2 separate regions of the Homo sapiens genome follow, and region 2 is linked to region 1. Evidence: read pairs that join two places in POLR2A ChIA-PET (ENCODE). Cell type or tissue: GM12878. All regions are shown on one strand. Each heading gives the region's core, and the rest is flanking DNA. Links, peaks and the distances in the headings are about the cores only. Region 1 overlaps SYNE2 (spectrin repeat containing nuclear envelope protein 2). Region 2 has its middle 15 kb from the start of PPP2R5E.

Region 1 (5,380 bases), core at 238-5,237:
GTGAAAAGGAAAAAGGTCAAATTCTAGCTACTTTGCCTAATTATTCCCAAGGTCCCAGGTGTCAGAAACATTTAAATAAGATAAACATAAAATTGTCCATAGCAATTATCTCTAGGAAGAGAGACTGCAAGAATGGAAAATGAAAGTAATATGGGGAAGGGCTTTTGCCTATGTGTGCATGTGTGCGTGTGTGTGTATGTGTGTGTGCTGGGGTTTTTGTAATAACAAAAATTCCTTAAAAGGCATTCAAAGTCTGATCAGACTTAATTTTTATCTGCATCCATGAGCTTGGCATAAGGATTACACATTTCATTATCTAATAAAGGGGACACCATTAAGGAAAAGAGCAACATTCTCTCTGCCCCTTTGGCCTCTCCAATTGAACTAAAACAAGACTTATTAAGTTTTTACCCACTCCAAAACAAATGTTTCCATTTCATCAGAAGCAAGAGAGAAAAATCTTAAAGGACATTAACCTTCAAGCAGCTCCGAAGGGAAAGGAATATTAGAACTTGAGAAATAAAATGGAGAATGAAACTCCCTTGACACTCTTCAGGTAACAAGGAGAACCACACAGTTAAAGAGCTATTCCCTCCTCATAGTGAAACCCTGAGGTGGAAACTGATGAAAAGTGTCCCAGAGAGCAGCCTGCTCGCTGCCTCTGGTACTCACTCATTTATCCATTCTTCTGAGCTTAAAGAGAAAAGATAAAAATGAGAAGTGCTTTAAAATTAAAGTTGATGTTTAAATATCACGTCTCTTCTGAGCCCCTACTTTTTCATCTTAAAAATACTATTTCCAGCCAGGCATGGTGGCTCATGTCTGTAATCCCAGCACTTTGGGAGGCCGAGGTGGATCTCCTGAAGTCAGGAGTTTGAGACCAGCCTGGTCAACATGGTGAAACCCCATCTCTACTAAAAATACAAAAATTAGCCGGGCGTGGTGGCGGGCACCTGTAATCCCAGCTACTCGGGAGGCTGAGGCAGGAGAATCGCTTGAAACGGAGGTGGTGGGGGAAGGGGGCAGAGGTTGCAGTGAGCTGAGATCGCGCCACTGCACTTGAGCCTGGGCAACAAGAGCGAAACTTTGTCTCAAAAAAAAAAAAAAAAAAAAAAACTGCTCCCAATAAATAATTTGCAAAGGTGCTTAGCATAAAACCTGAGACACAGTGGGTACACAATAAAATGTTAGCTTCCTTCTTTCAGAACTGAATTTCCAACTGCCGGATAGATCTCGCACTAATCTTTGAGTTCACAAGACCCATTAGCCCACCCCATTGCTGGAATATCCAATTTATCCCATACCTTCTCCTCCTGTATTTTCTCTCTCTCAAGTAATAGCATGAACATTGTCTTTGGCACCTAGTTTCGAATTGTCTGTCTTCTATCTCCTTTTAATCCCCTCTGACTCTGTTCTCCAAATGTCTTCATCACTCACCTGAATTTCTGAAACATCCTTGTAATTGGACTCCTGCCTCTCTAATACATCTTTCAAAACATTATTGCGAAACACAGCTCACACCAAACACCTGCTTTGGTTCCCCATTGGCCATGAGAATATAGTCTGAACACTTGTGTGTGAAAAACCCTCCAAAATATAACCACAAATCATCTATCCAGCCTTCTCTCCCACCACACCCTGCCATTAACCCTGTGCTTTTCTTCAGCCCACAATCTACTCTCCTCCACTCTCCACCCATAAAAGCCCTACTCATCATTCTAGGCCTGGCAATACACCCTCAGCTCAAATGGCAAATGCTTTACAAAATTAGCCCTAACTTCCCCAAAGTTGGCATCACTTGCTTTATGCACCCACAGCACCTTGCTTGTACTTCAGTTGGCACTTCTTCCATTCTAGATAATACTACAGTGACTTGTTTACAAGGCCATCTCCCCCAGTTCCTGAAGAATTAGGGCTCATATATGATTCATTTCTGACTGTCCCCTAAACACCTGATACCTAGCCCCTTGTGTACTGCACCCTTGAACTGAATGTAATAACTAGCATTTGTTACCATGTGTTCTATAGGTACTATGCTTTCTGTTACCTGTATTATCTCAGTAATATAAGTACGTGGGATTTTAGTTTCACTTTTACAGATGAGGAAACTCTACTCAGAGAGGTTAAGTAATTTGCCCAAAATAACACCTCTAGTATATGGCAAAGCTAGAATTTGAACCAGGGGTCAGACTGATTTCAGAACCCAAGCTTTTAACCACTACACTATACCACAGACATTTCTAAAATTCACTTGTTCCTTTAGAATGTATGCACACGGAGTATTACTCAAGATCAACACCCCAGGAAATCATATTTAACCCTATCAGCACATGGAGGTCCTTTTGGTTCTGCTCTAGTCCAGGGGCATAAACAGGCAGACTCATGATATCCCAGATTCATTTATTTTCCAGCTGTTTTTTTCTCATCTACTGTCATTTTACTTTTTTAAATTTAAATTTAAATTTTTAATTTTACTTTTTTGTCTTTAACCAGTTAGAATGCTAAGATTTGATGGTTAAATAAGACCAAGTATCAAATATTTAGTACGAACTCTCCATTTATCAATGCGGTTGCACAGAAATGGATGGTTCTTTGGAGGCAGAGTTAAAGAGTAATACAAACTCAAGAAGGACAGAAAGGAACTAATTTTGGGGAGATTTGAATTTTTTTTTTTTTTTTGAGACAGAGTTTCACTTTTGTTGCCCAGGCTGGAGTGCAATGGCTGGATCTCAGCTCACTGCAACCTCTGCCTCCTGGGTTCAAGCGATTCTCCTGCCTCAGCCTCCTGAGTAGCTGGGATTACAAGCATGGGCTGCCATGCCCGGCTAATTTTTTTGTATTTTTAGTAGAGACGGGGTTTCTCCATGTTGGTCAGGCTGGTCTCGAACTCCCAACCTCAGATGATCCGCCTGCCTCAGCCTCCCAAAGTGCTGGGATTACAGGCATGAGCCACCGTGCCTGGCGAGATTTGAATTTTTTAAAAAAATTCCACTAGAACAAGTATTTCCTTAACATTCTAGTATGAAAACCATTATCTAAAGTGGTTTTAAAAGAGATGTCATTTTTTTTTTTTTTAATCTTTCAGAGACAGGGTCTCACTGTGAGAACCCCAGCTAACTTTTATGTTTTTTGTAGAGATGGGGTTTCGCCATGTTGCCCAGGCTGGTCTCAAACTCCTGAGCTTAAGCTGCCTGCCTGCCTCAGCCTCCCAAAGTGTTAGGATTACAGGTGTGAGCCACTGCACCTGGCCAACTTAAATTATATCTATATATAGATATTGTTTAAAAATTACATAATATTTAGGACCTATGAAAAGGTATAAATGATTATACAGTAAGTATATACCTGCTTTAGCATCCTAGTTCAGAAATAAAATATTGCTAATTTGGTTGTGACCTCTTCCTCCTCCCCAGAGGAAGCTGCTGTACTGAATTTGGTATTTATCATGCTTATGTGTTGCTTAACAATTTTGTTGCATATGAATGTTAAGGTTGATTTTCAAAGTATTTGACAGCTGGTAGTGTGTGGGCCCGGCCGTGTCAAGTTGTACCAGCCTAATATTAGTCCTATCATGGATCCCTGGGAGATACTTTAAGATTCTATCCAGCTTGGTGCGGTGGCTCATGCCCGTAATCCAAGCACTTTGGGAGGCTGAGGCGGATGGATCTTGAGGTCAGGAGTTCGAGACCATCTTGGCTAACATGGTGAAACCCTGTCTCTACTAAAAATAAAAAAAATTAGCCAGGCATGGTGGCACACGCCTGTAATCCGAGCCACTTGGGAGGCTGAGGCAGGAGAATCACTTGAACCTGGGAGGTGGAGGTTGCAGTGAGCCAAGATGGTTTGTCACTGCACTCCACACCCTGGTGACAAAGCGAGACACCATCTCAAAAAAAAAAAAGACAAGAAAAATCCAACAAGAGTCTAATTGGCTGGGCATGGTGGCTCACACCTATAATCCCAGCACTTTGGGAGGCCGAGGCGAGTGGATCACCTGAGGTCAGGAGTTTGAGACCAGCCTGGCCAATATGGTGAAATCCCATCTCTACTAAAAATACAAAAATTAGCCGCACGTGGTGGTGGTGACGGGTGCCTGTAATCCCGGTTACTTGGGAATCTGAGGCAGGAGAATCGCTTGAAACCGGGAGGCAGAGGCTGCAGTGGCCTAAGATCACACCACTGTACTCCAGCCTGGGCAACAGAGTGAGACTCTGCCTCAAAAAAAAAAAAAAAAAAAAGATGATATGTAATTAATATTACAGTTTTACTGTATGTTGCACATTCTTCTGCAAGTTGCTATCTTTCCTCTCAACTGTGAGATTCATCCGTCTTGGTATATATGTAACTCTGATTCATTGATTTTCATTGTTTAATATTCCATTGTATTAGTATGTCTCAGTTTATCCATTCACTTATTGGTTGATATTTAGTTTTTTATGTCTCCTTCTAGGACCCACCTGTTCACGTCTTTTGCTTATTTTCCTGTTGGGTTGTTTGTCTTTTTCGTTTTGATTTGTAGGTGTATTGTTTTTGTAGTTTTCTGGAAACAGTTACTCATTAACATGCACATAAACCACATAATGACAGCTTTGCCTTTCCGATATTATTGGAGCTACATATAGCTACTCATATTTGAAAATGGGTATACTCTAATCAGACTGATGTGAAGTACATAAGTAGAATTGTCTGAGTGTTAATATGCCAGTGACTGTAGATATAAACATATTTCTTTATTTAGAATGGATATGACTTACTTTTTTTTTTGATAAAGATTAATTTCCCCATATTTCCATAGTCATGCAGGTGAAGGTGTGGACTCTACAGTACTCTAAAGTGTGAGTACTTACCTTTTTTGTTTTTTGTTTTTTTTTAGATGGAGTCTAGCTCTGTTGCCCAGGCTGGAGTATAATGGCACGATCTCGGCTCACTGTAACCTCCGCCTCCCGGGTTCAAGCGATTCTTTTGCCTCAGCCTCCCAAGTAGCTGGGAGTACAGGCGCCCAACACCACGCCTAGCCAATTTTTGTATTATAGAGATGGGGTTTCACTGTGTTAACCAGAATGGTCTTGATCTCCTGACCTCGTGATCCACCTGCCTCGGCCTCCCAAAGTGCTGGGATTACAGGCGTGAGCCACTGCACCCGGCCAAGTACTTACCTTTGTAAGAAATCATAAGATTCTCATTTTTTTCTCCATTAACTACATAAAGCAGGACAATGGTTGGCACCATTGCTTCCTCACTGAACTGTGGATGGGTCTCAGCATGCAAAGGAAGTAGAAAGTGAATGGGAGGACGGCGGCTGTTGCTCAGAAGTTCCTTCCATAATTTGATTTATTAACACTATTTGGGTTGTTCATGGCTTGGTTTTCCCTCCCTTTTT
Region 2 (5,380 bases), core at 205-5,204, 310 kb before region 1:
GAGGCAGAGGTAGGTGGATCACGAGGTCAGGAGTTCAAGACCAGCCTAGCCAAGATGGTGAAACCCCATCTCTACTAAAAATACAAAAAAAAATTAGCCGGGCATGGTGGTAGGCACCTGTAATCCCAGCTACTCAGGAGGCTGAGGCAAAGAATTGCTTGAACCCAGGAGGTGGAGGTTGCAGTGAGCTGAGATGGTGACACTGCACTCTAGTCTGGGCAACAGAGCGAGACTCCATCTCAAAAAAAAAAAAAAATACTATCACTCTACTCTACTACAAGATGTTATGAACAAGGACTAATTACTATGAAAGCCCAGAGTTTGTTGCAATATCTTATGATCAGGAGGAAAAAATGGAAAAAATAAAAAGAGAAACAGAGGCGGTGATACTGGTTATACTCAGAATTCTCCTTCAGGCCTGGCCTGGCACACTTGGCCTCCTTTTGTTTGTTTAAAGTATTGTTTACTATGAGAGGCCGGGCACGGTGGCTCGTGCCTGTAATTCCAGCACTTTGGGAGGCTGAGGCGGGTGGATCCCTTGAGATTAGGAGTTTGAGACCAGTCTGGCCAACATGGTGAAACCCTGTCTCTACTAAAAATACAAAAAATCAGCCAGTGTGGTGGCACACACCTGTAATCCTGTAATCCCAGCTACTAGGGAGGCTGAGGCAGAAAAATTGTTTGAACCTGGGAGGTGGAGGTTGCACTGAGCCAAGATTGTGCCGCTGCACTCCAGCCTGGGCAACAGAGAGAGACTCAATCTTAGAAAATAAAACAACAACAAAAAAGTATTGTTTACTGTGGGCCAGGAACTGTCTAAAGTGGTTCACATAGAATATTTATTTTCGCCGGGCACAGAGGCTCACACCTGTAATCCCAGCACTTTGGGAGGCCGAGGTAGGTGGATCACCTGAGGTTAGGAGTTCAAGACCAGCCTGGCCAACGTGGTGAAACACTGTCTCTTCTAAAAATACAAAAATTAGCTGAGTGTGGTGGTGGGCGCCTGTAATCCCAGCTACTCGGGAGACTGAGGCAGGAGAATCACTTGAACCCGGGAGGCAGAGGTTGCAGTGAGCCGAGATTGTGCCATTGCAATCCAGCCTGGGCGACAAGAGCAAAACTCCATCTCAAAAAAAAAAAAAGAATATTTATTTTCATTTTACCAAGTGCTCCACCAGTATTAAGTTCTTCCTTCTGCTCCTCTCTTCTCCATGGTAGACCTTCAGAGTTGGAAATTAAATGTTTCCCTCACTCCCTCTGTTCTGCAATATTGAGGCACTGAGCAGGATCTGGGGCTCTCTCTCTTGAGTTGGAGCAGCAGGAGCTTTACCAGGGACTTACTGGAGTTGGCACGCGCAAAGGAGGATAATTGCTATTAGGATTTTGGGCAGGGATGCACTTAGCCTCAGCAAGCAGGGACTAGCCGTAGGATGGAAAAGCACTCAGGCCTTTCTGTCTCTGTCCTTGCTGTGATTGTGCTTCGGTCATTCTCCTCTCACTTTTTCTGAGGGGCAGGCTAGGTTGGGCAAAATGGCAGGTCAAGCTCTCATTTTTGCATTGTCTCCATTTAATAGAGCAGCCAGAACATAGGCGAGGATCCGTTAGTGTTAATTCAAAGTTCCTGGGAAAGCGACCCTAGCCCAGGTTAGCTCAGGTACCCTCACCTGGTCCAATCAAATGTGGTCAGGATATGAGACTCACTGCACAAAATGAGTGTTGGAGGCTTTCTGCTGTTTCCATGTGCATTGGAGGAGAAAAAGAGGAGAAGGAGCTTGACATTTTGGGCTGGATGATTCTTCACTTGGAGGTAGTGGGGAGAAGAGTAGGAGCAGTAGCCCTGAGATGTAGCCAATGGGTGTCTACTTATGACATCTTTATTTCCTCAAATTTGTGAAAGTAGAATTCATGATTTAAGGATATGAATTTTTTTTTTTTTGAGATGGAGTCTCACTCTGTCGCCAGGTTGGAGGGCAGTGGTGCGATCTCAGCTCACTGCAACCTCCACCTCCTGAGTTCAAGCAATTCTCCTGCCTCAGCCTCCAGAGTAGCTGGAATTACAGGCGCGTGCAACCACGCTTAGCTGATTTTTGTATTTTTAGTAGAGACAGCGTTTCACCATGTTGGCCAGGATGGTCTCGATCCCTTGACCTCATGATCCGCTCGCCTCTGCCTCCCAAAGTGCTGGGATTACAGGCGTAAGCCACTGCGCCCAGCCCCAGGATATGAATATTTTAAAGCTCTTTTTGTATTGTGGTTGTTTTTTGAGATGGAGTCTCATTCTTGCCCAGCCTGGAGTTCAGTGATGAGATCTCAACTCACTGCAACCTCCGCCTACCGAGTTCAAACGATTCTCGGACCTCAGCCTCCCAAGCAGCTGGGATTACAGGCACAGGCCACCACGCTGGGCTTTTTTTTTTTTTTTTTTTTTTTTTTTTTTTTTTTTTTTGCTTTTTTTTAGTAGAAATGGGGTTTTACCATGTTGGCCAGGCTGGTTTTGAATGCCTGACCTCAAGTGATCCTCCCATTTCAGCCTCCTAAAGTGCTGGGATTACAGGGATGAGCCACCATGCCTGGCCATATTTTTAAGTTCTTGCTAAAGTTCTGCCACATCACCATTACTTTCTCCTCTCATCTTGTTAATTACAGAGATAGAATAGTTAAAATATTTTCCATGTATTTAGTAGTCATTGGTATTTCTTTTTCTGCAAATTGACTATTGGTGGGTTTTGCTTATTTTTTCCATTACAGTTTTAGTGCTTTTGTGATTTATCTATATGAATTTGTTATATGTTGATTTGACACAAGAGTATACCATATCTCCCTTGAGATTTCTTTCATTACTAAGCATAAATTCTTAGAACGTCTTTCCCTTAAAAATTCCTCCCCCCTGGCCAGGCACTGTGGCTCATGCCTATAATTCCAGCACTTTGGGAGGCCAAGGCAGGTGGATCACTTGAGGTTGGAAGTTTGAGACCATCCTGGCCAACATGGTGAAACCTCATCTCTACTAAAAATATCAAACTTAGCCAGGTGGCTATGCACCTGTAATTCCAGCTACTTGGGAGGCTGAGTTGGGAGGATCGCTTGAACCCAGGAGCTGGAGGTTGCAGTGAGCTGAGAGCATGCCACTGCCCTCAAGCCTGGATGACAGAGCAAGACTCTACCTCAAAAAAAAAAAAAAAAAAAAATTCCTGCCCCAGAACTCTTTCTTACAAAAATACTGCTAATGTTCACCTGGGATATTCACTGCAGAATTTCAGTGACAAAATATAGAAACAGCTGGGCGTGGTGGCTCATGCCTGTAATCCCAGCACTTTGGGAGGACAAGGCGAGTGGATCACCTGAGGTCAGGAGTTCGAGACCAGCCTGGCCAATATGGTGAAACCCCGTCTCTACTAAAAAGGCAAAAATTAGCTGGGCGTGGTGGTGGGCACCTGTAATCCCAGCTACCTGGGAAGCTAAGGCAGGAGAATCGCTTGAACCTGGGAGGCGGAGGTTGCAGTGAGCCGAGATCGAGCCATTGCACTCCAGCCTGGGCAACAAGAGCAAAACTCTGTCTCAAAATAATAATAATAATAATTGAAAAAAAAAAAACTGTCCCCATGATCTCATTAGCTCCTCCCAGGCCCCACCTCCAGCACTGGGGATTACGTTTCAACATGAGATTTGGGTAGGGACACAGATCCAAACCATATCACTACCCAAGTGTATAATTTAATCTTTATCACCTACCTCAGTGCATGCCCAAAGATATTCACTACTAACAGTTCCATGTATATCCTTCCAATACTTTTCTAGATATGTACAGGTGTGTGTTTGTGTATGTGTATGGGTGTATATAACATAGTTTTCCCTAGTATACATAGGATACTACTTTACTTATAGTGCTGTGGCTTTTATTTTTCATGTGACATCAGAGACACTTTTCCATATGATATACATCTCCCTTATATCTTTTCTCTCTCTCTCTCTTTTTTTTTTTTTTTTTTTTTTTTTGGCATTCTGGGGTGGGCCCGAAACATCTCCCTTACATCTAATGTCTGCCTAGTATTTTATAGTATGGATGAACCTCCGCCTCCCAGGTTCAAGCATTTCTCCTGTCTCAGCCTCCGGAGTAGCTGGGATTACAGGTGCCCACCACCACGCCTGGCTAATCTTTTGTATTTTTAGTAGACATGGGGTTTCACCATGTTGGCCAGGCTGGTCTCGAACTCCTGACCTAAGGTGATCCACCTGCCTCAGCCTCCCAAAGTACTGGGATTACAGGCGTGAGCCACCATGCTTAGCCTATTTTATTTTTTTTGAGACAGGGTCTCACTATGTTGCCAAGGCTGGTCTCAAACTCCTGAACTCAAGCGATCCTCCTGCCTCAGCCTCCCAAAGTGCTGGGATTATGGGTGTGAGCCACCGCGCCTGGCCAGATCACAGGGGCAGCTTCTAATGGTTTAACACCATCCCCCTAGTGCTGTTGTCATGACAGAGTTCTCATGAAATCTGGTCGTTTAAAAGTGTGTGGCACCTCCCACCTCTCTCTCCCTCCTGCTCTGGCCATGTAAGACGTGCCTGCTTCCCCTTCACCTTCAGACATGATTGTAAGTTTCCTGAGGCTTCCCCAGCCATGCTTCCTGTACAACCTGCAGAACCGTGAGCCAGTTGAACCTGTTTTCTTTATAAATTACCCAGTCTCACTGGGCGTGGTGGCTCACGCCTGTAATCCCAACACTTTGGGAGGCCGAGGTGGGTGGATCACGAGGTCAGGAGTTTGAGACCAGCCTGACCAATTTACTGAAACCCTGTCTCTACTAAAAATACAAAACTTAGCCAGGCATGGTGGCACATGCCTGTAGTCCCAGCTACTCGGGAGGCTGAGGCAGGAGAATCGCTTGAACCCGGGAGGCAGAGGTTGCGGTGAGCCAAGATCAGGCCACTGCACTCCAGCCTGGGAAAAAGAGTGAGATTCCATCTCAAAAATAAATAAATAAATAGATAGATAAATAAATTACCCAGTCTCAGGTATTTCTTTATAGCAATGCAAGAATGGATTAATACAGATATCACTTTAGTTTTATGAGGAATATGTATTACTTTTACCTTTTTTTTTTTTTTTGAGACAGTCTCACTCTGTTGCCCAGGCTGGAGTGCGGTGGTGCGATCTCGGCTCACTACAAGCTCCGCTTCCTGGGTTCACGCCATTCTCCTGCCTCAGCCTCCTGCATAGCTGGGACTACAGGTGCCCACCACCACGCCCGGCTAATTTTTTTTTTTTTTTTGTATTTGTAGTAGAGACGGGGTTTCACTGTGTTAGCCAGGATGGTCTCGATCTCCTGACCTCGTGATCTGCCCACCTCGGCCTCCCAAAGTGCTGGGATTACAGGCATGA

The links. ChIA-PET counts read pairs that join two places held together with the same protein. Peaks named below come from ENCODE experiments on the same cell type or tissue, not always from the same donor. Only the 100,000 strongest peaks of a DNase experiment are listed, where the experiment ranks them.
Region 2: POLR2A ChIA-PET joins it to region 1 with 7 read pairs; 3 of 35 experiments call an interaction of 5 or more read pairs at or near these places.

The regions. Positions count from the first base shown.
Region 1 is chr14:63,868,544-63,873,923 of GRCh38, forward strand. The region is part of intron 1 of SYNE2 (spectrin repeat containing nuclear envelope protein 2); the gene reads left to right. Among named protein-coding and RNA genes, the nearest start is that of SYNE2, 18 kb to the left of the region's middle. In GM12878, for the core only: no CTCF peak of the experiment used is centred there; no DNase peak of the experiment used is centred there; H3K4me3 peaks cover 1,257 bases; H3K27ac peaks cover 2,203 bases.
Region 2 is chr14:63,555,898-63,561,277 of GRCh38, forward strand. No RefSeq gene overlaps it. Among named protein-coding and RNA genes, the nearest start is that of PPP2R5E, 15 kb to the left of the region's middle. In GM12878, for the core only: no CTCF peak of the experiment used is centred there; no DNase peak of the experiment used is centred there.